Linked DNA regions of Homo sapiens: region 1 is linked to region 2. A link is a loop called in an ENCODE intact Hi-C map of the cell type or tissue named here. Cell type or tissue: ovary. All regions are shown on one strand.

Evidence for each region. A loop is a pair of places that touch in the nucleus more often than their neighbours do. Peaks named below come from ENCODE experiments on the same cell type or tissue, not always from the same donor. Only the 100,000 strongest peaks of a DNase experiment are listed, where the experiment ranks them.
Region 1: a loop joins it to region 2, with 6 times the contacts of the local background. A loop is called at or near these places in 1 of 110 quality-filtered maps.

The regions. Positions count from the first base shown.
Region 1 is chr12:132,745,193-132,750,192 of GRCh38, forward strand. It overlaps ANKLE2 (ankyrin repeat and LEM domain containing 2), which reads right to left. Exons shown (of 13, transcript NM_015114.3): 4 at 2,946-3,139; 5 at 2,640-2,828. It also overlaps the pseudogene LOC100419935. Among named protein-coding and RNA genes, the nearest start is that of ANKLE2, 14 kb to the right of the region's middle. In ovary, no CTCF peak of the experiment used is centred here; no DNase peak of the experiment used is centred here.
Region 2 is chr12:132,397,555-132,402,554 of GRCh38, forward strand. No RefSeq gene overlaps it. Among named protein-coding and RNA genes, the nearest start is that of GALNT9, 70 kb to the left of the region's middle. In ovary, no CTCF peak of the experiment used is centred here; DNase peaks (open chromatin) are centred at 1,237, 2,497 and 2,716.

The DNA of each region.
Region 1 (5,000 bases), 350 kb after region 2:
CACAAAGGCCTGCCGTCCAACTCCATGACCAATGTCCCTGTTGACACAGGTGGGGCTGCCCAGGCTACTGCTGTTGAGGGTCTGACAGAGGCTGAGGAGGAAGAGCTCAGGGCCCAGCTACCAAGACGGATGAGGAAACTGTCACTCTACACCAGTGCTGGCAGCCAAGGAGGGGGACTGTGGAGAGCTTGAGAGGAGGCTGGGCCTCTCTGCCTTGGAGGCTGAAACGGAACCCTCTCTAACGCCTATGTGAAGACTTCTGAGAAATGTGGAAGTGGAATGAGAAAGTGGCCCACCCGGATCTCTGCAAGACTCAGGAAATGCTCCCACAGCAAGACAGAAGACCTCAACCAAGACAGAGACCTCAGCGGCCCTGTCCATGGTGGGCTCTGCCATCAGTAGGAAGCTCGGAGACGTAAGGAAATTTGCAACTTTCAAGTCGTTTGAAGACCAAGTTGGGCCCATGAAGTCTAAGGTCGTGGGTGACAGAGAACAGCAAGGACAATCTCCCTTCCTCAGCAGGGAGGGGCGACGAGCCCGTCGGATCCCGCACCTCTCTAAGCCTGTGGTCGCTTACGCTCAGCTGCAGAGCACACACACACACCCTCAGCATCACAGCCGGAGCTCTGAGCAACAAAGCGGCCAGCCAGGACGCACACGCAGAGCCGGCTTTGAGAATAGTCCTGCCCATCCACAAGGAGACGTGGCTACCGCATCCACATGAATTTCAACAGTTGTGTACATAGTTATATACTAAAGTTTGTAGGTGAAACAGATAACTGTGCTGTCCTTCCTAGGGGTACAGGAAGTGGACAGGGCGGAGGATTTGAAATACTGAGCCAAAGCCCAGGCTCCCTTTAAGAATCACGTTAGTGGCCAGGCACGGTGGCTCACGCCCGTAATCCCAGCACTCTGGGAGGCCAAGGCGGGCCGATCACGAGGTCAGGAGATGGAGACCATCCTGGCTAACACGGTGAAACCCCATCTCTACTAAAAATACAAAAAAATTAGCCAGGCATGGTGGCGGGTGCCTGTAGTCCCAGCTACTCGGGAGGCTGAGGCAGGAGAATCAGTTGAACCCAGGAGGAGGAGCTTGCAGTGAGCCGAGATTGTGCCACTGCACTCCCACCTGGGAGACAGAGCAAGACTCTGTCTCAAAAAAAAAAAAAAAAAAAGAATCAGGTTAGCCCATCAGAATGTTGAAGCATTGAAGAGTCCTACGCATAAGTGGCATTTTTGACCTCCTCCTTCCCTAACTCACAGAAGGAATGCAATCACCCAGAAAGCCCTACCTGTTCCATGAGTTTTTATCTTGAAATGCTAAACAAGAAGTGTCCATTTCCTGCCCACAGAAAGTAAACTGAATATCAACAACTGCCCAATTGTTGTACTAATCTAGCTTTAATGAAAAGCAAATTCATTATTTTTTTTTAATGCAGTGGACTTTTCAAAAATCGAAATTAGGCAAAGCAGCTTTAGCCTCCTAGTGAGAGAATATTATTTCTTTGGACTCAAGCTGAAATTCAAGCCTCACATTACCTCATGCTTTATTTATCATAAACATATAAATGAGGGTTGCTCAATGGCTGTGAGTACTGTGTGGGATTTTACACCTGGCCTGTGTGACTGCCTGTTCCAGTTGGGGTGTTGGTTTCACTAACACGCTCCATCCCAGTGTATAAAACTTGCTTCTCTTCTCAAGCAGGGCAGCTCCCCTGGCTCCCTACTCTGCCCTGAAGGACTTTTGGGCTCCCAGGGGTGGGAGGGGCTAAGAGAAGGAAAAGCCTGTCTTTAGCACCCTTTAGAAGAGCTGTGCCCGCTTCCCAGTGCTGCCTTGCATGGGCCTGGCCCGGGGGGCACTCATCAGTGACTCCAACCCGCCTGCTGGCTGCACTTCAGATGAAATGACCCCACAGGTCAGGTGGAGGGTGGGGCATGGGCATCGGCCAGGATTGCTGTCACCTTTTCTCCGGAGCTACCAAGATCGTTCCTGTTTCTAAGCAGTCGCACCCCAGCAGCCTCTCTCTCTCCACAGCCCTGCGTGTCAGGCAGCCTCTCTCTCACACCACAGCCCTGCGTGTCAGGCAGCATCTCTCTCTCTCCACAGCCCTGCGTGTCAGGCAGCCTCTCTCTCTCTCCACAGCCCTGCGTGTCAGGCAGCCTCTCTCTCTCTCCACAGCCCTGCGTGTCAGGCAGCCTCTCTCTCTCTCCACAGCCCTGCGTGTCAGGCAGCATGGTTTGCAGGGGCAGCTCTGTGCCTCAGTGGCTCTTGGTAGGACACTGAGGGCCTGCCTGTGGTGTGCACAGCTCTGCCACTCCCGGGAGGGGAAGTGCTGCTCAGCTCAAGGTGTCCTGTTCGGCAGAGGAAATGTCCTCTGACAACCGTGTCCCCAGACAGTTCAGACACCCTCGGGGACAGCATCGCACACACGACGACAATGCAGGGGCCAGGGAACCCCAGCGCTCGGTGCCCTTTGTCCAGTGGGATGTGGTAAGAAGGCAGGTTGCAGGGGTGTAATTGATGTATCTTTTCCCCAAAGTTATTATACTAATGAGTAACTTGTCGATAAAGCATTCTTTTGGGGAAAGACTTTTAACCAATTAAATAAAGAAAGCGTGAGTGGAGGGTGTGCACGCACCATCTTGTCGGGGGTGTTGAGGTACAGGTCCACCACGTAACGGATACGCTTCTGCAGCATGGCCTCGTCGTCATCAGGGTACATCAGCCTCATGAAGTCAGGGTTCTCCAGGACGTCCAGAGTCAGCTGGCAGATGGAAGCCTGGTTCTCTTTGGCAGCAACATGCATCACGTTGTACCTGCACCCTTCCTGAAAGAGAACCGCATGCTCTGAGCTTCCTATCTGATGTGTGGACACGCCCTGTGCGAGTGCTGCGATGGAACGGCCGGGACCGCACACCTGCCCGAGGGAACCGCCGAGACCTACCTGCACGATAGTGGGGTTGTCTCCTGAGCCTATCAGATACCGGGGGTTGCTCCAGATAAGGTCAGAAAAGGTGTCCTCCTCTCCCTTCTCCACAGCTTTCCGAAGCTTGGCGGTGAGGTCCTGCGTGCGGGGATTTTTGTAACTGTTCGCTCGCTCTTTGTTGACTGTTTCTGATTCCGACAAGCACAAACCATCTGTCAGTAAGAGACAGAATTTAAGAACAATCAGTTTCACCAAAAGTCACTCATCACCCATGCACCCTCTGATGAGGGATAAGCAGCTTTCCACAGAGGCTTCTGGGCCAACTGGGAGGCACAGGTGAGAAAAGACGAGAAGGGCCCACGGCCACCGGCCCCAGCATGCAACGCAATCAATGGCAGCCAGCGTGCCCGTCAGCAGAGCAAGTGAGGGAGAGCAGCCAGACCCGGCCACAATCTCACTGGGGGCCCCAGCCTACAACGGCAGCCAGCGCGCCCCCATGAGCACAGCAAGTGGAAGAGCAGCCAGACCCTGCCACAATCTTGCTGGGAAAGGCTCTGTGAATGAGGCCAAGTTTGGTGAACTTTGTGTTTTTTCAGAGACAGGGTCTGGCTCTGTTACCCAGGCTGGAGTGTGGTGGCACGAATATAGCTCACTGCAGCCTCGACCTCCTGGGCTCAAGTGATCTCAGGCCCTCAAGTAGCTGGGACTACAGTTGTATGCCAACACGCCTGGCTTATATACATATATATATATATATATATATACACACGTATTTTTAGAGATGAGGTCTATGTTGCCCAGGCTGGTCTCAAACTCCTGGCTTCAAGGGATCCTTCTGCCTCAGCCCCCAAAAGTGTTGTAATTACAGGGACGAGTCACCACACCCGGCCAGTGAACTCTGAAAGCTCGGTCAGTAGGTGGAGGAGGAATAACGGCAGCAGCGGGCAAGGGAACACTCCCAGAAATCACGCAAGACCTTCGATGTGCACAGTGTGGCTGCAAAGGATTACAGGATTAAGGAGCCTGCCACCACGCCCAGCTGATTTTTTTGGGGGGGACGCAGTTTTGCTCTTTCGCCCAGGCTGGAGTGCAGTGGCGCGATCTCAGCTCACTGCAACCTCCGCCTTCCAGTTTCAAGCAATTCTCCTGCCTCAGCCTCCCAAGTAGCTGGGATTACAGGCACCTGCCACCACGGCCAGCTAATTTTCGTATTTTTAATAGAGACGGGGTTTCACCATGTAGGCCAGGCTGGTCTCAAACTCCTGACCTGAGATGATCCACCCGCCTCAGCCTCCCAAAGTGCTGGGATCACAGGCGTGAGCCACCTCGCCCGGCCTGATTTCTGTCTTAAGGTGATTTCCTTCTGAGGAATCCTCACAAATTGCAAAGAAGGAAATCCGTACCTGTTAGAAGCCACTCTGGTTTCCATCCAGGAAGCACCTGTATAAGGCTGACTGAGGGCAGGCGGATGACTGGAAGGAGAGGGCAACATTCCTCTGGAGTACCAGCCCGCCAGGGAAGCCCAGACAACTGTGAGCTGCGAGAGGGAGCAGGAACTGAGGCCAGATGAAAGGTAAAGGCGGAGGTTCTACCCCACACTGACCGTGAAGAGCCTCTTCACACAAAACCCTAGTTCTGAGCTGGGAGGTGGGCATGGGTCAGACTTCGGGCTGGACCGCTCCTACAGATAAGCCCGCCTTCTCCAGATGCCCTAGTCCTTGAAGTAGGTATAGCTTCAGGTGGGGAAGTAGACTGGTTTCAGGATCCAAAAAGGCGCAGGGGCTCACGCCTGTCATCCCAGCACTTTGGGAGGCTGAGATGGGAGGATCACTTGATGCCAGCAATTCAACCAGCCTTGGCAACATGGCAAGACCCTGTCTCCATAAAAAAAGTTTAAATTCTAGCCTGGCCAACATGGTGGCTAAAAATACAAACATTAGCCGGGTGTGGCAGTGTGCACCTGTAATCCCAGCTACTCGGGAGGCTGAGGCAGGAGAATCGCTTGAACCCGGGAGGTGGAGCTTGCAGTGAGCCAAGATCGCACCACTGCACTCCAGCCTGGGCGACAGAGCA
Region 2 (5,000 bases):
AGCCGCCCTCCCCAGGGCCCCTCCTGGGCTTTCACCTGCATCTCCAGGCTTTTGTCTACGCGGCCACCCTCCCCGGGGCCCCTCCTGGGCTTTCACTTGCGTCTCCGGGCTTTTGTCTACACGGCCACCCTCCCCGGGGCCCCTCCTGGCCTTTCACCTGTGTCTCCGGGCATTTGTCTACACGGCCGCCCTCCCCGGGGCCCCTCCTGGGCTTTCACCTGTGTCTCTGAGTGATTGTCTACACAGCTGCCCTCCCCGGGGCCCCTCCTGGGCTTTCACCTGCGTCTCTGGGTGATTTTCACCTGCATCTCTGAGCATTTGTCTACACGGCCGCCCTCCCCGGGGCCCCTCCTGGGCTTTCACCTGCGTCTCTGGGCTTTTGTCTACACAGCCGCCCTCCCCGGGGACCCTCCTGGGCTTTCACCTGCGTCTCTGGGTGATTTTCACCTGCGTCTCCAGGCGTTTGTCTTCACAGCCGCCCTCCCCAGGGCCCCTCGTGGGCTTTCACCTGTGTCTCCGGGCGTTTGTCTACACGGTGGGCAAGAGGGACCCACCAAGCAAGGGCGGCACCCACCCTGCTGGACGCAAGTCTTGGCCCTTTGCCCTGGCCCCTCAGTTTCTCATGGGAACCCCCTTTCTCAGCCTGGGGCAGGTGTGACTGGCTGCCAGGGCTCCAGGCTGAGGGCTGCAGGGGAGGGGGCTCCACTTACAGCCAGGGACTTTCTCTTCTTGCTCCTGTTTTCCCTGCACTCTCTCTGTGGCCTCTGACCCCGGCGTGGGTCATCCACCAGTGTCCCCATGGCCTCTCACCCTGGTGTGGGTCATCCACTGGTGTCCCTGTGGTCTCTGACCCTGGTGTGAGTCGTCCACCTGTGTCCCCATGGCCTTTGACCCTGGCGTGGGTCATCCACCTGTATTCCCGTGGCCTTTGACCCTGGCGTGGGTCATTCACCTGTATTCCCGTGGCCTTTGACCCTGGCGTGGGTCATCCACCGGTGTCCCCGTGGCCTGCGTCCATGCTCCAGCCGTGTCCCTCCAGGGCCTCCCGGTGTTGTGCACTGAGGTTTCCCAGCTGTGACTTTGCCACTTAAGGCAGAAACAGCTGTTGGGAAACACCTGAGTTCTTGAGCACCACCTCAGAACACCAGGCAGTTCTGCCTCCCCTGGCAGCCACCACGGTCGGCGCTGCTGCTGTACAGCTACACCTGCCACGGCAGCGCAGCCACCCAGGCCACGTAGAATGCTCCAGAGGCTGCCCAGTCTGTGATCCATGGCACAGATGTGGGGCCGCCCGCCTCCACCTGGTCCCGGCTCCAGCCCTCACTGATGTGTGATCCGGGGGTGAGGCTGCTGGCCTCTTGGTGCCTCCATGGGGACGGGTCTAGACCTGCCTCAGAGGCGGCTACAGGGATGGGAGGGATCCTCCACGAGAAGTGCTTGGAGGGTTCCCTGGACCCAGCAGACGCTCCAGAAACATGCGCTAAACGTTAACACAGGGGATGTGAGTCGGCACGAAGGTTTCAGATGTTCTGCTGTCTTCATGCTTCTTTCTCACAGTGTATGGCGCTGGTCTGTCAGGGGGCAGCAGGCGTGCCGGCCCAGCCCCTGCCCACACTTAGCTGCCGCCAACTTCTTGGAGCCAAGTCAGGCCAGACCCGCCCCGCCCTGACCCGCTGAGCGCATCCCGTCCCTCCACATCCCAGCTGCCCTCCTAAGGGGACGACGCAGGCTCAGACCCCAGGCCCAGCCCCCGGACCCCGTGAGGAGGAGGGTGAGGAGCACCCCCCAGCAGATGCCAAGTGCATGTGCTCAGCAGCACCAGCTCCGGCGAGCTTGGCTCCTGCACCAGGGCCTTCCTGGTGCTTCACACCCTGATCAGGGGAAACATGGATGCAGCATCCAGGGAACTTTCCAGAGGCTCATCCAATGAGTGGCAGGCTGGGAACCAAATAAGGAACTTCTGCCTCACCCGGCTCCCGCCCCCACGCACCCCCACCACTCATGTTCTTTTGCAAGAGGCCCTCCCTGCAGGGAGACATGGGGTCTCACCCCTCCCTGAGAAGCCCACAGGATTTGGGGCTTCAGTGGGAGTGACATCAGGTCTGGAGGGCGATGTGGCGTCTACCCGGGCCTCCTGGAACACAGTGCCCTCTGAGGTGACGCCCAGGCACCCCACGGAGAGGCCGGGAAGCCCGTTCCCCAGGACTCCAGCCCCTCCAACGCCTGAGTCTCCAGGAACCCGGGCTCACTCAGAACCATCTGCGGACCCGCGGGCTCCCGGACGCCTGGGAGTCAGGAGGAGCTGCCACCTGACCGCTGAATATTCTGACTGCCGCCTGCCCACGCCCGGGTGCGAGGGAGCCCAGCGGGAGGGAGACGTGCGCCCCCCATCCCGCCCCAGTGCAACCTGGACAAGCACATCCAAATCGCTGGAGGAAAGAGCAGGACGGGAGGGTTGGAGCCCACCCCAAACCCCTCTTTGCCTGAATGAGAACATGAAGACACACGGACAGAATTGCAGAGTTTAACAATCCAGCGACGGCTGCTCTCAGCAGGGGTTCCCAGTGCCAGCTGTGCCACACGCCAGGCAGCGGAAAAGCAAATTAGCCCTGGAGGTCTTCGCTCAGTGGCGGGTGCGAGGAAGCCCATCCCCCTCTCTTCTCGGCCCTCTGGCCCTGGCTGCATCCCGGCCTCTGGGTGTTCCTGCCTCGGGCCTCGCACAAGCCGTTCCGCGGCCTCCGTGTGGTGCTTCCCGGAAGCCAAGCCAGCCCCTGCCTGACCTACGGATCCCTGCCAAAGTCACGCTTCACAGAGGCCCCTGAGCCTCTCCCAGACCCCGGCGGGCTCCTGACATCTTTTCCGCTACCCGCTCCCGGCACATATGGGTCGGGTGTGCAGTGGGAAGCCCAGAGCCTGCTGTGTAGCAGAGAACCCAAAGCGTAGAGCCCAGAGGACCACTGTGCTGTGTCCACAGATCTGCAGTCTGGGCAGGGCGTGGCCGGGAGGGGCCTCTCTGCCCCGGTGGGGGTGGGGCCGCTGTAAACAGGGCTGGCCCTGGCTCTCTCCCTGCTGGGACCCCCGCAGTAAACAGGGCTGTCCCTGGCTCTCTCCCTGCTGGGGCCCCCGCTGTAAACAGGGCTGTCCCTGGCTCTCTCCCTGCTGGGGCCCCCGCTGTAAACAGGGCTGTCCCTGGCTCTCTCCCTGCTGGGGCCCCCGCTGTAAACAGGGCTGTCCCTGGCTCTCTCCCTGCTGGGACCCCCGCTGTAAACAGGGCTGGCGCTGGCTGTCTCCCTGCTGGGGCCCCTGCTGTAAACAGGGCTGGCCCTGGCTCTCTCCCTGCTGGGGGCCGGGGCCTCCTTTTCTCTCCAGGGCCTCTCCATGGGCTGCTTGGGCTTCATCCCAGAATGGCAGCTGCATTCTAGGAGCCCCAAGCAGAAGCTGCATCACCTGGAAGGTCTAGTTTCACTCCCACCGAAATCCCAAATCTCCCCAGTTTCACAGGGGACACAGACCCTTCCTTCTCAGGAGGGACCTCCTGCAGGAGAACCTGAGTGGTGGGGTGTTGCATTATCTTGAAAATCCAGAAGCTGCCACTCAATCACCTCTTGAAGAATGAATAAGCAAGTGAATGAACGAACTGGTGGAGAAGACGTCGAATAACCACCAGAGGAGGGGCCGTCCCTACAGGAGGAGGCTGGGCTGTCCAAGCCAAACTGGTCCCAATCCACTCATACACCTGCCTACTCACACATTCACCCACCCATCCAAACACACATCCACTCATCACCATCCACCCATCCATCAACCTATCTAGGCATTCACCTATCCACCCACCCACCCATCCACCCACCCACCCATTCATCCAATAACCCACCCACCCATCCATCCAATAACCCACCCACCCATCCATCCAATAACCCACCCATCCACCCATTCATCCACCAGCCAATCCATTCACCCACCCACCCATTCATCCACCAACCGATCCATTCATCCACCCACCCATCCAAACACACATCCACTCATCCACCATCCACCCATTCATCAACCCATCTAGGCATTCACCTATCCACCCAATAACCCACCCACCCATCCATCCAATAAGCCACCCATCCGCCCATTCATCCACCAACCAATCCATTCACCCACCCACCCATCCATCCATCTATCCACCCACCCACCCATTCATCCAATAACCCACCCACCCACCCATTCATCCAATAACCCACCCACCCACCCATTCATCCAATAACCCACCCATCCACCCATTCATCCACCAACCAATCCATTCATCCACACACCCATCCATCCATCTATCCACCCACCCATTCATCCAATAACCCACCCATCCACCCATTGATCCACCAACCAATCCATTCACCCACCCACCCACCCATTCATCCACCAACCGATCCATTCATCCACCCACCTACCCACCCATCCAAACACACATCCACTCATCCACCCTCCACCCATCCATCAACCCATCTAGGCATTCACCTATCCAACCATCCCCCCATCCACCCATTCATCCACCCACCCACCCATCCATCTATCCATCCACACGCCCATCATCCACCATCCATCCACCCATTTATCCATCTAGCCATTCACCCATACACCTACCCACCCACCTATCCACTCACCCATTCATCCACCCACCCATCCATCCATCTATCCATCCACACACCCATCCACCTGTCTACACACCCATCCATTCACCCACCCACCCACCCATTCATCCACCATCCACCCATCCATCAACCCACCTAGGCATTCACCTATACACCTACCACCCACCCACTTATCCACCCACCCATTCATCTAATAACCCATCCTGGACAACTGCTCCCTCCCAGGCAGAAAACCTGTGTTCTCATGGACCTTATATGTGGCCAGGGAGATGAAAGGTGTATGGAGGGCTCTGCCAACTGTGGGAGGGGGCAGACCTCTGAGGAGAGCTGATGTCCAGTGAGGGTCCCATCCCCAGCTGCCCAGGT